3 separate regions of the Homo sapiens genome follow, and all the other regions are linked to region 1. A link is a contact called in ENCODE Hi-C or POLR2A ChIA-PET data. All regions are on one chromosome and are shown on one strand. Each heading gives the region's core, a stretch centred on a gene start or an enhancer-like site at or near the end of the contact. The rest is flanking DNA. Distances are from core to core; before and after follow the strand shown.

Evidence for each region. Hi-C counts contacts between places; a loop is a spot of excess contacts on that map. ChIA-PET counts read pairs that join two places held with the same protein, here RNA polymerase II (POLR2A). Pooled maps may share reads with other maps.
Region 2: a map of CD8-positive, alpha-beta T cell shows a loop between it and region 1 (7-fold over the local background). The contact joins the promoter of MYOZ3 here to the promoter of PPARGC1B in region 1. A Hi-C loop is called at or near these places in 1 of 168 maps with a recorded cell type or tissue (CD8-positive, alpha-beta T cell). POLR2A ChIA-PET finds 5 or more read pairs at or near these places in 2 of 52 experiments (AG04449 and CD8-positive, alpha-beta memory T cell).
Region 3: a loop to region 1 is called in a map of gastrocnemius medialis, with 3 times the contacts of the local background. The contact joins the enhancer-like site here to the promoter of PPARGC1B in region 1. A Hi-C loop is called at or near these places in 1 of 168 maps with a recorded cell type or tissue (gastrocnemius medialis) and 1 of 50 pooled maps. POLR2A ChIA-PET finds 5 or more read pairs at or near these places in 1 of 52 experiments (OCI-LY7).

Annotation. Positions count from the first base shown.
Region 1 is chr5:149,727,918-149,731,989 of GRCh38, reverse strand. PPARGC1B (PPARG coactivator 1 beta) reads right to left here and starts at 1,680. Exons shown (of 12, transcript NM_133263.4): 1 at 1,570-1,680. The coding sequence starts at 1,647. RefSeq lists silencers at 13-242, 273-362, 383-432, 443-542, 1,343-2,022 and enhancers at 1,013-1,062, 1,073-1,192, 1,431-2,081.
Region 2 is chr5:150,659,116-150,663,187 of GRCh38, reverse strand. It overlaps MYOZ3 (myozenin 3), which reads right to left and starts at 1,937. Exons shown (of 7, transcript NM_001122853.3): 1 at 1,761-1,937; 2 at 186-247. The coding sequence starts at 246. SYNPO (synaptopodin) reads right to left here. Exons shown (of 3, transcript NM_007286.6): 3 at 3,981-4,072.
Region 3 is chr5:150,243,402-150,247,473 of GRCh38, reverse strand. CAMK2A (calcium/calmodulin dependent protein kinase II alpha) reads left to right here. Exons shown (of 19, transcript NM_015981.4): 13 at 2,273-2,313. Among named protein-coding and RNA genes, the nearest start is that of CAMK2A, 44 kb to the left of the region's middle. Within about 2 kb of position 1,878, at least 6 of the 41 ENCODE cell types and tissues checked have a DNase peak (open chromatin) inside an H3K27ac peak, as active enhancers do; they include gastrocnemius medialis, where a contact is called at or near this core.

The DNA.
Region 1 (4,072 bases), core at 431-2,930:
ACGCCACTAGCCCCTCCGGCCTCTGCCGCGAACCCACCCGAGCGCGCCCGCCACCGACCACGCGGCCCCGCGGCTCCCCTACGCAGCGGCGTCTGCAGCGGGCCAGGGGCGGCCTGCCTCCCGCGTGGCGGGCTTCCTCTCGGCGACACCCTGCCACGCCACGCCGTCCCAGCCGCCAGCCCGAAGTCGCTGCCCGGAGCTGAACGTCTCGGCTGCGGCGTCCCTTCCAAGTCGCGTTTCACCGCAAGGAGTCAGCTTGCAAGCCTCTCCCCGCCCACCCGGTCCCATGACAGCTGCTGCCGCCCAAAGACAGGCAGATTATAACAAGAAGCAAAGTTTCCCTCTCTCTCCTCCCACCTCCCTCCCCCAATCTCCGCCTTCCCCCTCCCTTCCACTGTTATGCAAAACGGGCCGGCACCGGCGCTCCCACTCCAGGTACCAAACCAGCCCCCGCGAGCCGCGCCCGGTTCCGCCCGGCCGCCCCTCTCCGTGCCCAGGCGTGTGCCAGCACCCGGGGCTCCTCCGAGGTTCCGCCGCATCCTCAGCTTCCCAATGACCCGCAGCCGGGCGCCCAGAGAAAAAGCCCTAACTCTGGAGCCAAACTTTATGCTTGCAACAGGCATTGGGTGGGGAAAATGGGGGAAGGGGTGGGGGCCGCGCACGCCTCGTGCTGACATTTTTGGTGGCTGCTTGTCCCAGCAGCACCCCTCTCCCAGTCTCCAAGCCACCAGCTTCCTCGCTCCCCCGCGCCCCGGCACACCAGAGCACCCTCTCCTGTCACGCGCGTGTCGCCAGTGGGGCTCCCGGGCTCAGCCAGTGCCTGGGACTCCGCCTCGCCTTCCCTTCCCCCTGCATCGTGGAGCGCGCACCGGGGCCGCGCACCGCAGGGGGACCCAGGCGCCCCCAGACAGTCCTTCCGCCCCCATCCAGCCTGGCTTTTCCCCCCAGGGGGCTCCGCCCGATAGCGAAACCAGGAAGACGCTGTCTCCGCCCGCATGTCCACGTGCCCCGCAGACCCTTATGCCTTTAGCCGGCAACTGGCAGGAAACTCCGCGCTGCGGGCGCGGGTAGAAAGCCGCGGGGGGCCAGCAACAGCACTCTGGGGACTACAGCCTGGAGGACTAGGGGACTCCGGAGACCCGGGCATGCACCCGTGCCGGGGCCACAAGTCCACGTGAAAGTACGGCAGCAAGTGCCGGGCGCTGACGGCGCGCCTCCAGCACCCAGCGCCAGCCTGAGGGTACCCCACACCGTGGCGCGCCTCCACCTCCCAAAGGAAGCGCGGTACCCCCCAGTTTTGCCCGCGGGGTGGCAGACTCCAAGCGGCCAAGGCTAGACCCTCCCCAGCGGCCGTAGCGCCCCCAGCGCTCCGGCACGCGCCGGGAGACCTCCGGCTCCCTGCCCCGGTAACGGAGCGCATCGCAGGGCGCCTGGAAGGGGGGCTCTGCAGCCTGGAACCCCCAGTTACCCCAGGGCTCCCACCGCTGCCTCCCGGCCTCCGCGGCTGCAGCTGCGGCCCCCGCAGCTCAGCACCCCTGGCCCCGGGCCCGCAGCCCCAGCCGGCCGTACCTGCGTGTCAGCGAGATAGTTGAGGAAGAAGGAGGAGAGCTCTTCGTCCAGCAGCGCGCCGCAGTCGTTCCCCGCCATCTTCCAGCCGCGGCTGCAGCGTGCGGCGGAGTCAACGCCGAGCCGGCCCGGGGGGAGGGAGCCAGCGAGCGAGCAAGGGAGGAGGGAGGAGGGAGTGAGGCCGGCGGGAGGCGGAGGGCGGAGCTCGAGCCCCCGGCTGCCGCAGGGCCGCTAGCTGCGGGGGCGGGGCCGCGCGGCGCCCGCGGGAGCCGGGGGTCGCTCACCCACTTTCCTGCGCCGTGTCTGGCGCCGCGACCAGCTCACGCAGCCCTCAGCAAGGGGTAAAGCGCAGGCAGCCAGGTGGCGGTGCCCCAGCCAGCAGCCCGATGCCTGCGCAGCAATGCGGGCAGCCCCCGGCTCCTGCCAGAGCGAATCACGTTGCGTTAGCGCTGGGCGGGTCCTGCGAGACAACCTGCTTCTTCTGCACAGCTGGGGAAACTGAGGCTCGAGAAGGAATAGGACCTCGTTCGAAGGCCGGGCGCAGTGGCTCACGCCTGTAATCCCAGCACTTTGGGAGGCCGAGGCGGGTGGATCACCTGAGGTCAGGAGTTTGAGACCAGCCTGGCCAACATGGTGAAACCCCGTCTCTACTGAAAATACAAAAAAAATTAGCCAGGCATGGTGGCGGGCGCCTGTAAGTCACTCTTCATATCCCTCCTGAAAAAAAAAAAAAAAAAAAAATATATATATATATATATATATATGTATGTATGTGTATATATATGTATGTATGTATGTATGTGTATATATGTATGTATGTATGTGTATATATATGTATGTATATATATGTATGTGTATATATATGTATGTATATATATATGTATGTATGTATGTATGTATGTATGTATGTATGTATATACCTAGGACCTCGTTCAAAGCTACAGCGCACATCAGTTGCAGGAAGGGAAAGCTTAGGTCTTACTCCCCTGGAGGACTGTTTCTCTACCCAGGCTACAAGGCCAGAGAAGGAGGGAGAAATACCATAGATCAAAAGCAAAGAAATCAAGGAAGTCTCCTTGGAGGAGGAGGCATTTTTATCTTTTACTTGAAGGGTGCGTTTGCCTATATTCTGTGCTAAACCTGATCATATATCTCTCTCTGCCATCGTCCCCAGCACCCTTCCCCCAAAAAACTCCAATGAGTTCTCTTACCAATGCCCACAATGCATGAAGGGGCTGGGCTCCTGCCAGCCTCCGCAGGCCCGCTCACAACGGGCTTGCCACTCACCTAGTAATCTCTTCGGGGCATCTTTCCCTATTACCCCTTGGACTGTCAAGCCATTTCCTCTCCTTCCACCTCCACCATCATGGGCTCCCTTAGCTCCACCAGCAGGCCTTTTTTCTCTAAAAGCTGGTCACAGTTGCCGTTTTACATTTGTTGCAATGAAGACTTAATCTTTGTATCTCTCCTTACAAGACTCTAACACCATGAAAGCAGGGCCTAAATCTGCTTTTGCACTTGCTGTATCTGCCGTTTCTGGCACATAGTAGGCACTTAATAGATGATGTGTTAACTGAAAAAGCTGGAGAATTTTGATTCTCTGCCACCACCACCACCACACATTATACAGATAAGGAAACTGACTGTCAATGTGTACATGGAGTGACTGCCTGAGCCAGAACCAGAACTCAGACCTCCTGACTCCAACCTTGAACTCTCATCATCATGCCCTGTTGTTTACCAAACAGGAGATGAGGGCACTGCCTGGATGAAGGCAAGAAGGCGGGAAGCTTTAGGTCTGTTTTATTGGGCACGCCTGCCTCCTGCCCTCCTCCCACCCTACACTCATAAGGGCTGCCCCACCCTGCCCACCTAACAAGGGCTCCCTTCCAGCGGGAGAAGGAAATAGAGGGAGAGTCCCCAGCACACCTGCTGAGACTTGAACACCAGGGCAAAAGCTTCCTTCTCCAGTCTGAGGTTCCCAGAACCGCAGGCCGTGATTTCACTCTTTGGGCTTAAGGCCAGTGTGCTTTTAAGGAACAATGCATTCCAACAGAGAGCCTGCATCTAGCCTCAGAGCCCTAGACTAGGAGTTAGGAGTCCTGGGTTCTGTTTCAGACCCTGCATCTGGATACTGGAACATCTTGTTCCAGTATCCAGCAATTCAGGGGGTGAAGAGCGTGGGCCCTGGAGTCACACTGCCTGATTTGGAACCACAGCAAGTCATTTAGTCTCGGGCCTCGGTTTCCTCATCTACACAAATGGGGACCAAAAAACCACCAACTTCATAGGGATGTTTTGATGATTGAGGAGATAATATATGTACAGTGCTTGGCACAGTGCCTGACCTCATGGAGAATACGCTAAGCGCTCTGTTCTGTTTCCCTTCTGTTAAAATGGGAATAAGAAATATATATCCCTTAAAGGCACTAGCCAATGTTACTTGCCTTTTTTCCAGCACTTACAGGCTGCTGGCGTACTTTGGACTCCAGTATATTCAGATTTG
Region 2 (4,072 bases), core at 688-3,187, 930 kb before region 1:
ACCCCTCCCAGTGCCTCAGGGAAGCTTCCCAGCCTAGGCAGCAAATTCTACAGGCACTCCCTCAGAGCTGGCCTGGAGCTCACACCTGTCTGCCCAGGCCTGGGGCCAGCAGGCCAGAGTGAGTGCAGCCTGGGAGCAAGGAAATGATGGAGTCTGAGGAAGGCATGAGGCTAGAACCACCTTACCTGGTTCAGTGAGGTCCCCCATGGCAGCCATCACTGGCCCCTTCTGCTCCTTGGGGATCATCCTGTGGAGGAGAGACCCCCATAAATGGACCAGGCTGCCTCCATTTCTCCCCAGACCTCCTTCCAGTCTCTGGTTCACCCTGCCCCAGTCCTGAACAGCTTTAGGCCAGCCCCAAATCACAAGCAAGGGATGTCTGAGCTGGAAGGGACTTCAGGGTCTCCGTGCAGAGGAGACTGAGGCCCAGGGAACGAGAGGGAGGTGCTCAAGTTTGCACGAATCTATTTTCATGTTGCTAGGGAAGCACTGTCTCTTCAGGGGTGGTTTCTAGGGCCTTTTCCCAGCTCTGGCATCCTGATCAGAGGGAGAGTAGGTGCCAGGGGCATCCGGGTGGGGCAGGCAAAGGTCTCAGGCACTACTGTCATCGGTTGACCCAGGAGAGTCCTAGTCCAAGGCTGAAAGAAGTTGGAGGTTTAAGTTAGGGGAAGGGGGAGGATGGACTAGGTTGGGGTTACACTGGGGTCTGCAAGGCTGGTGAGCCCCTTTCATCCTTGGCACTTGGCCCTGACGCTTGAGGGCACAGGCTGGTCCAACCAAGCAGAGAGAACCATCCCCCGTCCTCCCCATCTCCCCGCTACTGGGCTAACTTCCGTGGTGTTCTCTTCTCCCTCGTCCCTTCTCTTCCTCCTGTTCCATCCCCCTATTTGTATCTCATGGCACTTTCAAAGAATCTTGGAAGAGATTTGCAAATAAAATGAGGTCCAGAGCCCTTAACTTGCCCAGGTACCTTAACTTGCCCTCTGGAGAAGAGGCAGAGCCCTTGAGCTCCTCGACTGACCACCCACCTGGGTACCCTTCTCCTTTGCCTCCAGGTTTTCCTATACTCCTTCCTTTAGAAAACAATCTGCCTTCATCTGTATCCCCAACACCGACAAGGGGCCCTGGGAGTCAGTGGGCACTGCATTGTGCAACTGGAGTCTAGTGGGTGTCCCTGGCTTTCTCTGTAACTGCGAACAAGTAGCTTTCCAGCTCTGCACCTCAGTTCCCCCATCTGTAACAGTAGGGGGTTAGGCTAAATCACAGAGATCCATGGATGGGCTTTAGGGTGTTCACAAACCCCCTAAAACTATACGTAAACATGAGTGTGTCTACATGCATTTGGGGTGAGGGTCATGGGATGATTGAGAATGCCTCGATCACAACCGTTTAGGATTCCACAGTCCACAGATCTGTTTCTTGATAAACACTCCCTTTACAGAAATTCACAGATGCTGGGAAGGGTCTCTCATTTTACAGAGAAGCTGCTTCCCTCTACTGCCTAAAAATCCCAAAGTCCTGAGCAGAGCCATTACCTATTCCCCACCTTTAATCCTAGCCACACCCTCCCCATTTAATGCAGGGTAACCTAGAGCTTAGAGTTCCTCTCCTCCCAAACCAGGATCGAGGCTTGCATGGGGCCCCAAACTCCCTAGATCCACTGCAGGGCCCTTCCTCTCCGGGGGAAGGAGCTCTGGGGATTGGCTCACCTCCTCTGCCCACTCCCCTGAGTTCCCCAAGCTCCCCTAGGATGCTGGTACCTGAGAGGATGGGACCACAATAGGCAGGAGGGAATCTTAGACCCTCAAGATTAACACCTCTGTCGGGAAGCTGAGAGTTGCGTGGCGTCCCTGTAGGCAGTCAGCGGTCAGCAGTCAGTAGGCAGCGAGCAGGGTGTCCCCTGCAGCCAGCTCTGGCTTCAGCTGATGAGAATCATTCCTGCCTTGCCATGGGTCACAGCCTTATTTCGGGCTGCAATAGGAGCTGGAGCCAGAGGCTAAAAGCACCAGACCCTAGGGAAGACAGGTGCCCTGGCAACAGGCCTGTGCAGACAGAGGGCTTGCACCCACGTGTACACACACACTCACATATGCACACACCAAAGTCACCTGGAAATGTTGAGGGTCAGCTGCTGGTAGCTTCCGCTTGTTAACTGTTATATCCTTAGTGCCAAGAATGGTGCTTGATAGGAACTCAGCAGATATTTGTCGAAGGAAGGAATGGATGGATAGATAGATGGATGAATGAATTGCTCCTCAATATCTTTGCTTGACTTATCCTTTTCTTCCTTCCTTTCTTCTCTCCTGCCTTTCTTCTTCTGCCTCCTTCCTGCCTGCCTTCTTTTCTCCCCTCCTCCCTCCCTCCCTCCCTCCCTCTACCTTCTCACATTCCCTGAGCCTCTCTCTAAGGACTGAAAATAAATAAGGCAGGGCTCTGTCTTCAAGGAGCTCAGCCAGGTCAGATTCAGACGGGTAAACAAGCTTTGGGGAAGGCTCTGGGAGAGCCCAGGGGAGGGAGTTACCAGCTCAGCCTGGGGTGGGGGGTGAGAAGGCTTCCCAGAGGAGGACACACTGGAGTTGGGCCTTGAAGGATGAGTGGGAGTTCACTGGGCAGAGAAGGGGCATGGCAGGCAGTGGACATGTCACCTACAAAGATGGGTAGGGGGTTGGCAAGTAGAGCCGGAGCTGGGGGCAGTGCTGAGAGATTAGCCCAGACAGTGGGGGCAGCGGCCAGATCCCAGCAGGCTTTCAAAAGGAAACTGTGTTTATAAAGGGTTGCTGACAAGATTAAAGTGGTGAAATGGAGTGATCGGATTGGCATTTTCCAAAGATATCTTTGCTGCCATGTGGGAAATGGGTTGGAGGGGGCCAGACTGGAGGCAGGAGGACCTGACTGTCACCAGGGGTGGCTGGATCAGGGCAGTGACAAGGAGATGGAGAGGAGAGGGAGTTGAGGGTTATTTGAAGAACCCTTGGGTCTTGGTGAGGAACTGGATGTGGAAGGTGAGGAAAGGGAGTCCCACTCCCCTGTTTCATGCTTGGGTGACTGGAAGGGGAGGAGCAGGAGGGGTGGGGGCAGACACTGAGGTCAGTTTTGGATGAACTTTGAGGTGTCGGGGGACTGGGATGAGATCACCAGTAGGCAATGGGACACTGTGCTGCAGTGAGGCCCCAGCCGAAGATAAAGATTGGGTCCAAGGCACACACTCCTGGGGAAGGGTGGGCCTAGCAAGGATGGGCTGGGTGCAGGGTGGGGACCACCGGTGTCTGTGTGCTGGCAGACTATCCTGGGGTGTATTTCTGACACCTCTCAAATCAGAAGCCTAGATTCTGCTGTCCACCACCCTGACCTTAGCTTCCTGGCCCTCGGTGGGCCTGAGCTTCTAGAGAGGAAGAGTGAGGTGTGTTCCCAGGGCAAGCTTAGCCTCACCTGGGAGCAGGATCACAATCCCCTTCTCTGGCCAAAGGACACTCCTGCCAGGAGAGGATGCCTCATGGCCCGAGTCCTTGCCTCACTGGGGCTGCCTGGCTCAGACGGGACCTCTTACAGTGGCGCCTTTCCTGCCCTGGCACCCCCACCTGCCATGAGGAAACAGCCTCAGAGCACAGAGCCCTGACCCAGCTTGGCCCTGCCCACTCTGGTGATAGTGCTCTGTGGTCAGGGCCTGGACAATACCACCCTGAGACATTACCTAGACCCACTCTCCCCATTATACGGATGGGGAAGCTGAGGCCTAGAGAAGGAGTGGGCTCACCCAGGGTCACCCCGCTCGTCCATGACAGGACCAGGACTGCAGTCCAGGTACTTCTATGGCCTCAAGTTGTCCGTTGTTCCCATCTCTCCCCATGGCTGCTTCTTCCCAAGCTCCCATCCCATATGTCTCAAATATTCCCAGCCACCCAGAGTCCCATGGACTGCTCCATGCTTGGGGAGAAGGGAAGGACATCAGACACAGCTGAAAATGACACAGGAGGCAGAAGAATGCAGGAAGCATTTATTGAGGGCCAGAGCTGCATTCTACAAGAGGCAAGAGGCAGGACACAGGCAATCTCTAGTGGGTTAGAGGAGAGGT
Region 3 (4,072 bases), core at 629-3,128, 520 kb before region 1:
CAGGGGATTGAGTTCTAGATGGGGTGGAGCCAGGTCCAGGGAGTAACAATATTGCCCACCATGATTGGAGCCCTGTGCTAAGCAGTCCCGTGCTTCCACTCAGGTGGCCTACATGACAAGGCAGCAGAGGGGATGATGGGGGTGCTGCCATCCCTATTTCTGGGATGAGGAAGCAGAAGCTCAGGAAGGTGAGCTCTGACTTGTCCCAGGTCACATGGCTAGAGAGGCAGAGCCTGCATTCAGCACAGGTTTGACCAAACCCAGGGCAAGTGCCTTTAACTGGATTGGGTCACCAGTGAGTCCAGGGCAGGAGCGTCCCAGGCCCTTGGCCAAACTGGGCTGGTTAAGGCAGGGAGTGCCCAATCACCTGAGGCATGTGGCTTTGCAGAGAGAAGGGGAAGGGATTATTGTCAGGGTTTAGCAAGAAGCTCCTCTTGGCACATCAGAGAGGGCTGGGGCCAGTGCCCTCCAGAGGCTTCCTTCTGGGGAGCGCAGGCCGCTGGCAGGCAGTAGAGGAGATATAGATAGCAGATAGAGCAAAGCTCACCCGAGGGGCCCTCTGACTGGGGCTGGGGCCAGCCGAGAAAGCTGCTGCAGATTTGTGGCCAGCACCACAGCAAGAGGGCAGCTCTGAGAAGGGGGCAGCTGGCTGCATTGAGTGGGTCCACCTGCCCATGTAACCAGTTGGGAGGAGTGAGACCCAGAGGTGGGCAGATACTAGAACTTCTGACTGGGCTTTTCCTACCTCGTTAAACTGCCTTCCCACCCTCTCCCTGGACAAGGATCCTGCCATTCCGTAAACTGAAAGATGAGCTACCCAGATAGTCAGAGTCTTTTTTTAACAACTGAAGCACCCTAAAGAACTCTAGTCCTGAGCTCACAAAATGGCGGCCTGTGAGCTGGATTGAATCTCTTGATATGCTTTGTGGAGGTAGGGGTGTTTTAAAAATTTTTTTGAATGAGTTTCTAACACTTAAAAATTAGGAAATTTCATAGAAAACCCCAGATTGCTGTCGTCTCTTGAAAATTAGACGCTGTGGCCTCACTGGACCCACGATCCTGTGACAGTAGGCTGGAGCTGAGAGGGGCGTCTACCTTGAGGCTCGAGGAGAAAGCACTCCCCCTGCCCCACTGCACATCCTAGTCCAACCCTCCAAAGCCTGTGGTGAATGGACAGCCATTCCTGTCAGCTTCGGGATCCAGAGGTGGCCCCTGCCTTGGTTTGCAAGTAGGGAACTTGGAATGAGAGCCTCGAAGGGGTCATAGGTGGAAATGTGGGGGTGACTGGGAAGGTGACCTGCCATGAGCCCCATGCCTCAGAGCCCCTGGGGCATCAGTGGCTCATATGACCCTCCTCCCAACTCCCCCTCTCAAGGCCACCAGGAGAAGTCTTATCATGGCTACCATTTCCTGAGCATGTGCGGCTTATGGGTCAGGTGCTTTGCTAAGTACTTCACAGATACCTTGTTTCATTTAAGGTATTTGCTTAAGTCTGAAGCAGCCGGATGCCTGTGGGCAGGGCTGGACATTCAGGCCATTTCCTGGCTGATGCCCACTTCCAGGGCTCTGGCCAGGAGGTGAGGAGGGAGGTAAGGGGAAATGACAGCAGGGGAAGCCCCCAAAGAGCTGTTGCTCTGGTTGTCCCTGCCACCCGGGCCATAGCCAGTGCCAATATGGGGCTCTGGAGTCTGAGGTTGGGGAGGCCTATATGGCCTGAGGAGAGAGGCAGGGGATGGGTGCTCTGGCAGGGTGGGCCCCAGTGGGGGCATCTGCTTCTTGTCACTGGCAAGACGCAGCCTGCAGCTGTCCGGAGTGAGTAGGCAGGGCTGACACATGACCTCCGCAGCAGCATGGGGCTAAAATTAGAGAGGGCCAGGGTGGGGAGGGCGTGTCCAGCCTGGGGCCAGGCAGCCAGACCTCGGGTTGGCCACCGCCAGCACGGTGGTGACAGGGATTCAGAGGGAATCCCCGGGCTGAAACAGCAGCCCACAGTCCTGGGACATGTTGGACACCTCCCTCAACCCATGAAGCCAGAGGGTTACGCTTGAGATTGCTGAGAAGGCGGGGAACCCAGGCAGTCCCTGGGCCTCCAAGGAGGGAGGAGGAGGAGGAGGAGGAGGAGGAGGAGGAGGAGGCCTCCCCCAGGATCGCTGGGCCAGCTCTGCTCCCTGCAGTCTGCCCTCCGGCTGCGTGTGGATGCTGCTCGTCCTCGCCCTGTGGGCCCTGGTGCCCTGCCTGGCGTTGTTAACCCTCTACTTTTTCTCCTCCACAGGAGGGAAGAGTGGGGGAAACAAGAAGAGCGATGGTGTGAAGGTAAGCCCCTCCAGGAGCCTGGCAGGGCTTGGCTCTGGCAGCGTTTCTGCCAACAGAGACCGGCTTTCAGGCCTGGAGCAAGACCCGGGCCTTGCTGATGGTGTCCTGGGCAGACGTGGGCCACATTTGTGGCCAGGCTGTCTCCAGACCCACGACCTAGGCTTTGGTGCCCACCGTTGCGCCGTGACTGTTGGGGGGCAGATGGGAGAGGGGGGACTGGAGGAGGGTGGAAGTGACAGGTGTGCTGGGGTGGGGGCAGGCGCAAGGAAAGGGGCAGGTCAGAAGGAGATTTCTGTGGTTCTCCGAGGCTGGAGAGCTGGTGTGCAAGAGAGGGTGCAAGGAGAGGACAGAAATGGTCATGAGGGGTGACCTCCGTCCTGCCTATGTGTGGGCTGGATCGGGCCCCTGCCCCGCTGTACACCTTAGTTCCACCCAGAAAGCTCGTGGAGGATGGACAGCCATTCCTCTTGGCTTTGGGTTCCAAGGTGCCCCCTCCCGGCAAGGCTTGCTGGTGCTGGTTCAGTTCCAAAATCCCCTCCCGGCTCCAAGGGCCTGCCCTGTCCCACCCCTAGAGCCCGAGTTACCCTGTGGTCCCTCCACATCCTGCGGTCCTCCTTCCCGTCTCTTCTCTCTTCTCCCTCTGCTCTCTGGGGCCTGGTCCCCTGCTCTCTGCAGTTCCCTCCTCCTCTGCCACTCGATCTTATCCTCTCTTGAGACCCTGCCTTTTTCTGGGCTCAGAGCCCTGCCTGGCGAGGGCCCCAGGGCTGGGATGTGCCCAGGACATTGGAAGGTGTGGGATGCTGTATGAATACAGCCAGATGTGCTGGTGGCTTGATGGCTTTGTCTAAGGAGGCATTTATGGTCTCTGGCCGCTGGTTTTGGTCTGTCAAGGTTGCATGCGAGGGAGTCTGGGCTAGATGTCCAAGGCCAGGATTGGGTCTCCCCTCTGTACTTAGCCTTCTCCTCCCAGCTTGAATTTTCCCCTAAGTACAACGAGTGGGGTGTGGATTTGATGATCATTTCCAAGATTGCAGCTTTAAAAACAAACAAAAAAAGCAATAAAATCCTATCTAATCATTCTCCCTTCTCATCTTGGGTGCTAGAGGAATACATAATTATTTGGTTATTAGTCCAAGACAGTGGTTTTCAAATTGAACTCTTTAGATCCCAAAGGTACTGGACTGGGGAGGCACCTCTGGCAGCGGATGGGGTGCTGTGGGATGTGGAAGGGGGATGCCAGGTTAAATGGTTCTGGGCTTCTCATACCCACTTCAACCAGAGCATGATCATGGTGAAGAGAGCCCTTGGGCTTGCCTGCAGCTGGACCTCGGCTGGGTATTTATATTCCCTGAGCCTGCGCTTCTTCATTCATGCAATGAGGTTAAAAGAGATCTCCACCTCCTAAGCCTATTGGTGAGGATTAACTAATACAATGCGCCCTGAGAGCTTAGCAAGGTGCTGGTATGTAATACACACTCATGAGATGCTAGGCACTATTATCTTTCCTCTATTTTATGTATTAGACTTTTGGGTAAAATTTCTCTTGAAAACCAAGTTTTCTCAAGAATATTTGAAAACCACAGATCTAAAGCCAACTTAATTTATAAAGTTAACAGGCACTCATTCCAAATCCTGTAATGGAATCGGGCATTGAATTTTGGCTTGCCTGCTGTTTTGGGTTAACCCTGAGCCAACCCGCCATCCCTCTATGTGTAGGGGTAATAGAGGGATGTGCAATGTGGGAGCTGCCAGCTTTGGA